Regions from separate parts of the Homo sapiens genome. Here region 1 is linked to region 2. A link is a loop called in an ENCODE intact Hi-C map of the cell type or tissue named here. Cell type or tissue: ascending aorta. All regions are shown on one strand. Links, peaks and the distances in the headings refer to the core of each region. The heading gives the core; the rest is flanking DNA. Region 1 has its middle 810 kb from the start of SLITRK1. Region 2 has its middle 660 kb from the start of SLITRK1.

What was found. Hi-C counts contacts between places; a loop is a spot of excess contacts. Peaks named below come from ENCODE experiments on the same cell type or tissue, not always from the same donor. Only the 100,000 strongest peaks of a DNase experiment are listed, where the experiment ranks them.
Region 1: a loop joins it to region 2, with 4 times the contacts of the local background. A loop is called at or near these places in 4 of 110 quality-filtered maps.

The regions. Positions count from the first base shown.
Region 1 is chr13:83,074,260-83,079,650 of GRCh38, forward strand. No RefSeq gene overlaps it. Among named protein-coding and RNA genes, the nearest start is that of SLITRK1, 810 kb to the right of the region's middle. In ascending aorta, for the core only: no CTCF peak of the experiment used is centred there; no DNase peak of the experiment used is centred there.
Region 2 is chr13:83,215,237-83,220,627 of GRCh38, forward strand. No RefSeq gene overlaps it. Among named protein-coding and RNA genes, the nearest start is that of SLITRK1, 660 kb to the right of the region's middle. In ascending aorta, for the core only: no CTCF peak of the experiment used is centred there; no DNase peak of the experiment used is centred there; H3K27ac peaks cover 539 bases.

The DNA of each region.
Region 1 (5,391 bases), core at 180-5,179, 140 kb before region 2:
ATCATAGCAGAATAGACCAGCTGAAGAAAGAATCTCAGATCTAAAAAACTGGGTCATTGAATCTACTCAGTCTGACAACAATAAGAAAAAAAAATTTTTAAAATGAAGAAATCCTCTGAGAAATATGAGATTAAGTTAGGAGATTAAATTTATGATTTATTGACATTCCTGAGAGAGAAAGAATGAGAACACGAGATTTGGAAAACATATTTGAGGATCTGGTCCAAAAAAAGGTCCCCAATCTTGCCAGAAATTGTCAATCTTGACATGCAAATTCAAGAAAAAATGGAGAACCCTTGTGAGACAGTATCCAACATGGCCATCCCAACATCACACAGTTATCATATTAAACAAGGACAGCATGAAATAAAAAATCTTAGAGACAACTAGAGAGAAGGGGCAGGTCACATAAAAAGGGAACCAAATCAGGCTAGATGCAAACCTCTCAGCAGAAATCTTACAAGCCAGAAGAGACTGGGGCTTATTTGCAGCATCCTTAAAGAAAAGACATTCCAATGTAGAATTTCATATCCCATCAAACTAAACTTCATACATGACTGGGAGTAAAATCTTTCTGAGATAAGCAAAGGCTAAAGGAATTTGATATAACTAGATCAGCTTTACCAGAGGTCTTTGAGGGAGTGCTAAACAGGGAAATGAAAAAATGACACATGCTACCACAAAAATACACTTAATTGTAGAGCCCACAGACACTATAAAGCAACTACACAATCAAGACTACAAAACTACTAGATAACAACATGATGACAAATCAAAATCTCACATGTTATTTTCAAGCTTGAATATAAGTGGTCTAAATGTCCCACTTAAAGGCATAGAGTGACAAGCTGGATTAAAAGACATGACCTAAATATTTGTTGTCTTCAAGAGACCCATGTCATATGTAATGATACCCACAGGCTCAAAGGAAAGGGATGGAGAAAGACCTGCCATACAAAGGGAAAACAAAATGGAGCAGGGTTTGCTACTTTTATATCAGATAAAACAGAATTTAAACTAACAACTTTAGGAAGTACAAAGAAGAGCATTATATAGGAATAAAGGGTTCAATTTTAAAAGAAAGGTTAACTATTCTATATATATATATATATATATATATATATATATATATATATATATATATTTGCATTCAACATTGCAGCAACAGGATTCATAAACCAAGTTCTTCTTGACCTACAAAAAGATATAGACAGCCACACAACAATAGGGGGAGATTTAAACACCTCACTGACAATGTTAGACAGATCACTGAGGCAGAAAACTAACGAAAAATTTCTGGACTTAATCTCAACCCTTGATCAACTGGATCTAATAGACTTCTATGGAATACTGCATGAAACTTGCACAGAATATAAATCATTCTCACCTGCACATGGAACATATTATATGTTCAACCATTGAACATAAGCAATTCTCAATAAATATAAAAAATTGAAGTTATCCAAATCAAAGTCTGAGACCACAAGGCATTCAAAATAGAAATCAATATCAGGAAGCTCTCTCAAAACTACACAAATACAAGAAAATTAAACAACTTGCTCCTGAATAATTTAAATGAACAACAAAATTAAAGCAAAAATTTAAAAAAATTAAAATTAATGAAATCAAAGGCACAACTTACCAGAATATTTGGGATGCAGTACAAGAAGTGTTAAGAGGAAAGTTTACAAAGTTAAATGCCTTCATCAAGAAGTTAAAAAAATCTCAAGTTAACTATCTACTACTGCATTTAAAGGAACTAGAAAAAGAAAGAGAAAACTTTGTCCAGGCCTGATGGCTCATGGCTCATGCCTATATTCCCAACACTTTGGAGTACCAAAGCTGGAGGATCACTTGAGCCCATGAGTTCGAGACCAACCTGGGAAGCATATAAAGACCCTATCTCAACAAAAAATATATAAATTAGCTGGGTGTGGTGGTTTACACCTATAGTCCCAGCTACTTGGGAGGCTGAGGTAGGAAGATCACTTGAGTCTGGGAAGGTCAAGATTGGTCAAGGTCACTGAAGTGAGCTATGATCATGTCACTTACTACAGCCTGACTGACAGAGACCCTGTCAAAAAAGAAAACAAACAAACAAACAAACGAAAAACAAAAACGCCCCCAACCCTCACCCCGCCAAAAGAACCCAGTCCAAACACCAGCAGCATAAAATAAATAGCTAAAATTAGATAAGAACTGAATGAAATTTAAACACAAAAATCCATAAGGTAGATCAAAGAAATCAAGGGTTTCTTCTTCAAAAGAGTAAATAAGATTGATAGACTGCTAGCTACACTAACAAAGAAAAAGAGAAGATCCAAATAAATATAAATGACAAAGGTGACATTACACCTGATCCAACAGAAATACAAGAGATCCTCAGAGATAATTATGAACAAATAAAAATGTATACTATTAATACAAACTAGAAAATTTAGAAGAAATGAATACATTCCTGAAAACACACAACCTCCTAAGACTGAACTAGGAAGAAAGTAACGACTGAATAGACCAATAACAAACTCTGAAATTCAATCAAAGAAAATTTACCAGCTTTAAAAAGTCCAGGACCAGACGGATTCACAGGCAAATTCTACCACATACACAAAGAAGACTGGTACCAATTCTAGTGAAACTTTCAAAACAATGTAATAGGAGGAGTTCCTGCCTTACTCATTCTATGAAGCTAGCTTAAGCTAAATACCCAAGTCTGGCAGAGATATGACCCAAAAAAGACAACTTCAGAACAATATTCCTGATGAACATAAGCGCCAAAATCCTCAATAAAACACCAGCAAACGGAAACCAGCATTACATCAAAAAGTTAATTCATCATAATCAAGTAGGATTTATTCCTGGGATACAAGGTTGGTTCAACATGTTGACATTAATAAGTGTGATTCACCACATAAACAGAATTCAATACAAAAGCCATATGATCATTTCAATAGATGCAGAAAAAGCTTTCAATAAAATATGACATCCCTTCATGATAAAAACCCTTTACAGACTAGGCACCAAAAGAGCATACCTCAAAATACCAAGAGCCATCTATGACAAACCCACAACCAACATCATACTGAATGGGCAAAAGCTGGAGGCATTCCCCTTGAGAACTTGAAAAAGACAAGGATACCCACTCTCACTACTTTTATTCAACATAGTATTGGAAGTCCTAGCCAGGGAAATTAGGCAGGAGAAACAAATAAAATGCATTCAGATAGGAAAAGAAGAAGTCAAACTATCTCTCTTAGCAGATGATATGTCATTCTATACCTAGAAAACCCTAAAAACTCAGCCAAAATGGGCCTGGAACTGCTAAACAACTTCAGTAGAGTTTCAGAATACAAAATCAATGCACAACAACCAGTAGCATTTCTATACACGAATAATGTTCAAGCTGACAGTCAAATCAAGAATACAATCTCATTTACAATAGTCAGCAAAAAATGAAATACCTAGGAATACAGCTAACCAAGGAGGTGAAAGATTTCTACAAAGAGAAATATAAAACATTGCTGAAAGAAATCGGGGATAACACAAACAAATGAAAAACATTCCATGCTCATGGATTGGAAGAATCAATATTGCATGACTTTTATGTAGTAAGTATAACAGGTTCATTTTGTATATTTAAATGCAATACTTTATATTTATATGTCATAATAAAATAATTTGCATAGATTCAGGGGATTTATTTCAATTGGTAAAATTTTCATACCTTACAAGATTCAGTACTTGCTATTTCCACCACTAAACATCTGAGAGTGCTTTCCAATGTCCTTGGTATTGTATTAAGTATTGTATAAATTAACATTATAAATGCTTCAAAGTTATTGAAGCATTTCGTAGACAGTTGTCCACGAAAATAATGCAGTTATAGTTAAAGCTTTTTGTTTAACCTTATACAACAATTTAGAAAGTTAATCCTATGATGTGGAAACTTACCAGTCTATTTCTATACTTAACTTGGCCACCCTTAGGTAAATACAATTTTCATTGTCTCTTTCCTCCTACCAGATAAACTAAGAATCTTTGAAAGCCTTAACTCTATTCACACCCTTGTGTTTTACTATCTACTCTTTACAGTTTTTAAAATCTACTTTTACTTAAAATTTTATGACTCTCATTGTAGGCATTTCAGTTGTGCTTCAATTTACCTGCATAATTGACAATATCTTTTCTAACTGTTACTGTTAGCAGTTTATTCTTTTAAATTTAATTTCTTTCTATCTGAAGTATGAACTTTATAATCTGTTTTGTAAGGGCATGCTTTTTTAAAATTATCTCTTTCATTATTTTACCTAAAAATGTTTTTTCCCCAATATGCAGTCCTACTTAAGTGAATAAAAACAGTTTGTGTTGCAGATTTTTCTTCCAACATTTTAAAGATATTATGCTGTATGAATTGTTTATTTGAAGCATCTGCTCTCAGTATACTAATTACTTTTCTTCACAACTTACTTTAACACATTCAATTTGTCATTGGAGTTATGTTTCCTTATTACTTTAGGAATTTGTTGGAATTCTTAAATCTAAGTTCATTTCTTTACTAAATTTTGCAAAAATTCTTGGTCATTATGACTTCATTATTTCCCCCATTCTTTACTTTTCTTGCCTTCTAGGAGTCCTATGATCTATCATTTTGTCATATTCTGTATGTCTCTTATTCTCCTTTATATTTTTATATCATTCCGACATATATATATATGTATATATATATATATATATATCTCAGAGGAATTATATATAATTTTAAGGATATACTTCAGTACACAAATTCTATTAGCAGCTGTGTTAATTTGTTTTATACCCATCATTGAGCTTAGGTTTTAATTAAATTAGTGTTCATTCTAATTGCTAGAATTTCCATTTTTCCAGTTTTGCCTTTCTTAAACACATCTGATAAGACTTTGTTCATTTGAGATTATACCATTGTAACTTAATCAAGGTAAACATGCTTATATTCTTTTATCCTGTATTTTAAATAATTAAACTTTCTGTAAGCCTACCTTTGCCACTTACTCTCTCTGCTGATTTTCATGATAGATTATTTCCTTTTGAGGATTATAATTTATAATTAACAGTTTATATTCAGTATGGCTTTATCTGTGGAAATCTTTGTGCCTGATACAAGGGTGTGTCCCTCCAAAGACATTTTTGTCTCAGTTTCTGTTTGATTACCTAGGTGTTATCAACAAAAATTGGCGTTAGTATATATTTTGTTGCTTGGAATTAACCGAACCATTCATCTTTAAAATGAAAACCTCAAAACTACCTCTATTAGTCTGTTCTCATGTTGCTGCTAAAGACATACCCAAGACTTGGTAATTTATAAAGGAAAAAGTTTTAATTGACTCACAGTTCTACATGGCCGGGGAGGCCCAG
Region 2 (5,391 bases), core at 284-5,283:
CATAGGCAACTGCAGCGGATTAAATATTCTAAGTGGATATAAAGGAATCAGAACAATTCCCAGGAAACAACAAGAGCTTTATAATTGTCTTCAATTATCATTATTTGTGATTTATTCCTGGTTCTGTGCTTTTTAGTTTCTGAATTAAATTGAGTAATGGAAGTAAATTCTACTTTGTATAGTATCTTGCAAGTCAGAGGGAAAATCTGAACCACCATTGAAATATAAAAAATTCAGTGGAGATAGTTTTCTTGATATAATTTGGCAAAGGTTAGAGGTTCATTTTACTCTAACATATTCTTTCTGTGAGGAACAACATTTCCTTGGAGAGGACATAGGTTTATTTCAGTTTCAGAAATAACTACCCTACAGAGTAACAATTTACAGATTTACAAGTTTAAACAGTAAAAAATAATAAGCTAGCTAAATTACCCATTGGAGTAAACTCTTCCAAAATTTAGGAACATATTATCTATAAAGCACAAAGTTAACTTTAAAATGTTTAAGGCCCATGATAGTGCTCAATATGTTACAATCAAGAAACTATTAAAATCTCTCAGTCAGTTGATACCACATTGCTGAGTGAATGAATCATGCACAATTTCCTGCAAGCTAATAAAAGAACATTCCAATTTCCACATGGAAGCAAGTTTTCTTAGAAGATGTAACTTTTTTGTGTTGTAAGGATTAACTGCCTGAAGAATTTGTGTTTTAGGAAACTCCAAATTTTTTTTTACAGTTTGTCAATATTAATTCATTTGGGGAAATTGATGAGGAGATCTTTACCGATATTTTAAGTTAGATATTGGTCTACTTGTCTGTTGCAGCTTAAAAAGTTAATACCAAAATTTAATGACTTAAAGAAACATTTATTTTACTAATGAATATGCAATCCTGGAAGAACTCAGTAGGGATGGCTTATCATTGCTCTATTCTGCAAAAGCTAGAGGCCTCAAAGGCCAGAGACTGGAAATATCTAATCACTTGGGCAGGGATTTGGTGTTGTCAGTAGGGACATTAGCTGAGACTGTCATTGAAACACCTTTATGAGGCTTCTCAATGTAGCCTCAAAACTTTTACAATATGTTGACTGGCTTTCAAAGCAAACTATACCAAGAAATGAAAGAATGATGAAGATAAAACTATTAAATATAAAGGAACTCAAAATTGCTAGGATAGAAAAGTGAACTCTAACACAATTCCTGCCTTTCAAAAAGGCAAATGATGCTATAGTTAAGAAATTACTTTCATATAAAACCAAATCCAAGGCCTTGCTCCCTCCCCTTGATTTGGGTGGTACAGAAAAATGAAGCCAAGGTTATTATTCAAAAACCTGTAGCCAGTAACTCAGAAATATTTAAGGCAGTGGTTTATAGACTGTTTTACATATACAAAAGACTTTCCAACAGACAAAAGGCCCTCTGAGAATCATAGGGCTGTTCTTTGCAAATCCTCTCTTTTAAATAATAAAGCTCCTTTGAATTTAAGGACATTGCCATACAGTAGTTTAACAGGGATGTAAACAAGAAGGGACTTATTTCAAAGAGTTCAGTGGAAATGACTTATGTCTAATGTAATTGCTAGGGGTGGACGAGGGCATCAGCAAACTATAAACAAAAGGCCAGATCAAGCTCACTGAATATTTCTGCAGGTAAAAATTCATTCACACACTGCCACATACCTTCATTTACATATTGTTTATGGTTGTTTTCATGCTACAACCACAGAGCTGAATAATTGTGTCAGAGAACATATGGCTGCAAAAAGAGAAATATTTCTTTTCTGACCTTTACAGAAAAAAATGCTAACTCCTTTTACAGATTATTTACTCATTCATAAACAACTCAAATAGCTTTCAAATGAATTGTATTAGTTGGACTTAACAGGACCAGGACAGCTCAAAATGGGGAGAAGCTTTTGGACTCTCATATTTCTGTGGGCAACAAGAAGGATGATAAAAATACTGAACTACAAATTGGGGGTAACTTTTATATAAAATAAAGAATAACTGAGATGGTAAAAGAGAGGTCCAGAGGGTTGAGTCAAGAATTTGGAGAATATTTCCAAAGCTATAATTCTCCATAGCGCTATACTGTAATCAAGGAACTGACAGCATATGTCTGGATTTTAGGATTGTCATGGCCAAGTCACTGACTATAGTGTTCCTGCTATATTTCTCCTTTATGCTGGGAAGTATCTATGGCAGATATCCTATACCTAGTCCAACAGCATATGTTGGGATGCATGTGGAAAAATACATGTCTTGTTATACTGCTTGTTTTCTGAATGAGAAGGTTGATAACTGAAAGAGTTACACTGAGATATGATACTAGACTGAAAAGAATCATCTACACCTGGACCTGATTTAGATACCAAAATCTTCAAGCCTCTAGGCTAATCCAATGTTGTCACAGGATAAGACTTTGATGGGTTTGGGAACAATGGTGAGGGTATTTTGCAAATAAGAGAAATTTTTTTGTTTGTTTGTTTGTTTTTTGTTTTGTTTTTTTTTTTTTTGGTGAGGCCAGAAGACAATGTGACTGATATGGTGTGAATGTGTTCTCCAAAGTTTGTGCATTGGGAACTTAATCTCCAATGCAACAGTGGTGGAAGGTGGGCCTAATAAAAGGTAATTAAGTTATGAGGGACCTGCTCTCATTAGTGGGTTAATGTCATTATTGCAGAAGTTGGTTTGTTATCATGAGAGTGGGTTTGTTAAAAAAGTGAGTTTGGCTGCCTCTCGCTTGCTTGTGTTCTCTTGCCCTTCCTTCTGTTTTCCACCATTGGATGTTGTAGCAAGATGGTCCTCACCAGACGGACCTTGGACTTCCAGCCCTCCAGAAGTATAAGAAATAAACTTTTTTTTTTTTTATGAATTACCTAGTCTCAGGTATTCTGGTATAGCAGCACAAAATTGACCAAGACATTGGCAAATTTAATTTTCAAAAATATTTTCAATTGCACATGCTTTTCCAGCCCCTGCCACAGTTTACTGAGAAAATGGAATCCATGTCCTCTATTTTTGAATATGGATGGGCCTTTGTAGCTACTTCTATAAACAGAATATTTTGGAAATAACACTGTGTTTTTCTATGCTAGATCATAAAAGATGATACAGGCCTTCACCACTTGCCCTGACTCCAGACTTGAAGAGCCCTCACAATAGCTTACACTATTTTCATGGATGTAAAGCACTAGTTGTCACCAGCACCTCTCCCACTGACTGAAGAGAGACTACTTTGCTCATACTCTCACCAGACCGAACACATGGGGGTTCCACCTTATCCAGGGACTGTCAGACAGAAGCCCAAAAAGGGGACTCTGGCCAATGGGATACTGGAAAATTATTTGATATCCCCTTTTCTCAAGATAGATTATTCCAGCACAGAATGATTTCATGCATCTTCTATGGAGATGTTTCAAGTGATTAGGCTAACAGATTTGAATTATTGCAAAGCAATGTCTAGCTCAGTAACATTATTTTCTTATTTGCGCTCTCCCATTCCTTCTTTAGTTACCTGTTTCCTTTCCCTCTTATTCTCTGTTTTGCAACACCTGGAGAAAGTGTTAGCACATAAGCTTTTCATTTAGAATCTGTTTCTTAGAGAATGCAAGGAATGAATAATCCTGGCTAAGAAAATATCCTTGTCTTCAGAAGGCTAAAATTAGATTGATTAGCTGTATGTATGTATGTGTATGTGTATGCATAAACTCATATCGCTAAAATTATATTAATTTTCTACATATGTGTGGGGAGAGAGAATAGTCAGGAAATATTGACCTGGAATAAAACTACTTAAGTCCAAATCCCTACACTGTCTTTTAGACTCTGTGTAATCTCCTGACCCAGTTTCCCTTTGGTTAAAAAATGATAATCATAATTTTTCATTTGGGACTCATAGAACACTGGCTGCAATAGAGGAAGCTCTTAGAAATTTTTATAATTCATTTATTATTATTATTATCATTATTTTTATGGAAAAATCATATTCTACATGCAGGTTTCAAATACAGCAATAAAATTTATAAGGTTATTTTTAGAATATAACACTTTAAAAAAGTAATGGCATTGCATTAGTTATAGATATGTTAACTGTTACATTAAATTAATCATGAGCTAAATACATTCATGTATACATTAACCTACTTGAAATCACGTAATATGCAGATTGAATTAACTAACATATTTTTTAATAATGTGCTTGTCTGTATTATATCTTTCATGGGTTTATTAAACTGCATAAATCAGCATTAAGGATAAACATATATTTAGTTATACAGTTAGGCAATGCTACTAATTTTAGCTGTGAAAATGGATTTTATTTCAAATTATTTCAATTCAATACTTTCTATATACAATGTACAAACCCAAAACTAAATTATCTTTCATTTACTAACAAGAATTTTATTGAAGTTTTTTTCTTCTGTGGCCATGTTATAAAAATAAGTTAGCAGTTTTTATACTATTTTTAAATATTTGATAATCTTATTACTACTCTTTCATTCTTCTTTCATTCAGCTTAAATTATGCTACAACAAATGACCCTACTACAGCAGTGGCTTGTGAAATAAAAGCTTATTTCTCACTCAAGTTACATGTCTACTGAGTGTCAAGAATGTCTCTGTTTTGTGTGTTTACTCTGAATATTAGTTTAACGGAAAAGCCCCAATTTGGTCCAGACTGATCTCGTGGCAAAGAGAAAATAACTTGGCAAAAGTAAACTTGACTTATAAAAAGCACACATCATGTGTGCTCACATGTAATTGACCAAAGCAAGTCACATGACCACTTCCTAGTTCAACAGAAAACACACCTGCAACCCTCAAGTCACATGACCATATTTAATTTCAATAAGCTTGAATACAGTGTGAGGCAAAACATATTTTCACGATCATATCATTTATATGTTATTTCTTTTCTCCACACAAAATTCATGCAACCCCTTTTCAAGGGATACAAGATAAAAGTCACATAAAAATTCTGTATAGTCTTAAGAGTCCAGAATCTCATGATTAGATATAGATGTATCTCTATGGAACTAACTCTATAATGAGAGAAAGAATATATCAAGCAGGAATCATGAAAGTATGAATTACCTACCACTCCCTTCCTTTCAGGCCTCAGTTTCAAATACCTTTGTGAAGTTTCTCTTTCTGTATATGCGAAGGTGGCAATGATAACAGGCTGAACATACAGTTGCACCACTCTGTGATCTAGCTGGGCTGAGTCACATTCAGTGGCTTATTTTGAGACAGGTTTCTAAATAGAAGCTTACAGAAATAAGATCCACTGTCCTAGCCCCCAGCTCTTTTCATCCCATTGGCTCTAAGTTTTCAGTTGATGTCAGAGATGGTATCAGAGACAAATCGTTTAATATTAAAAGACCCCAT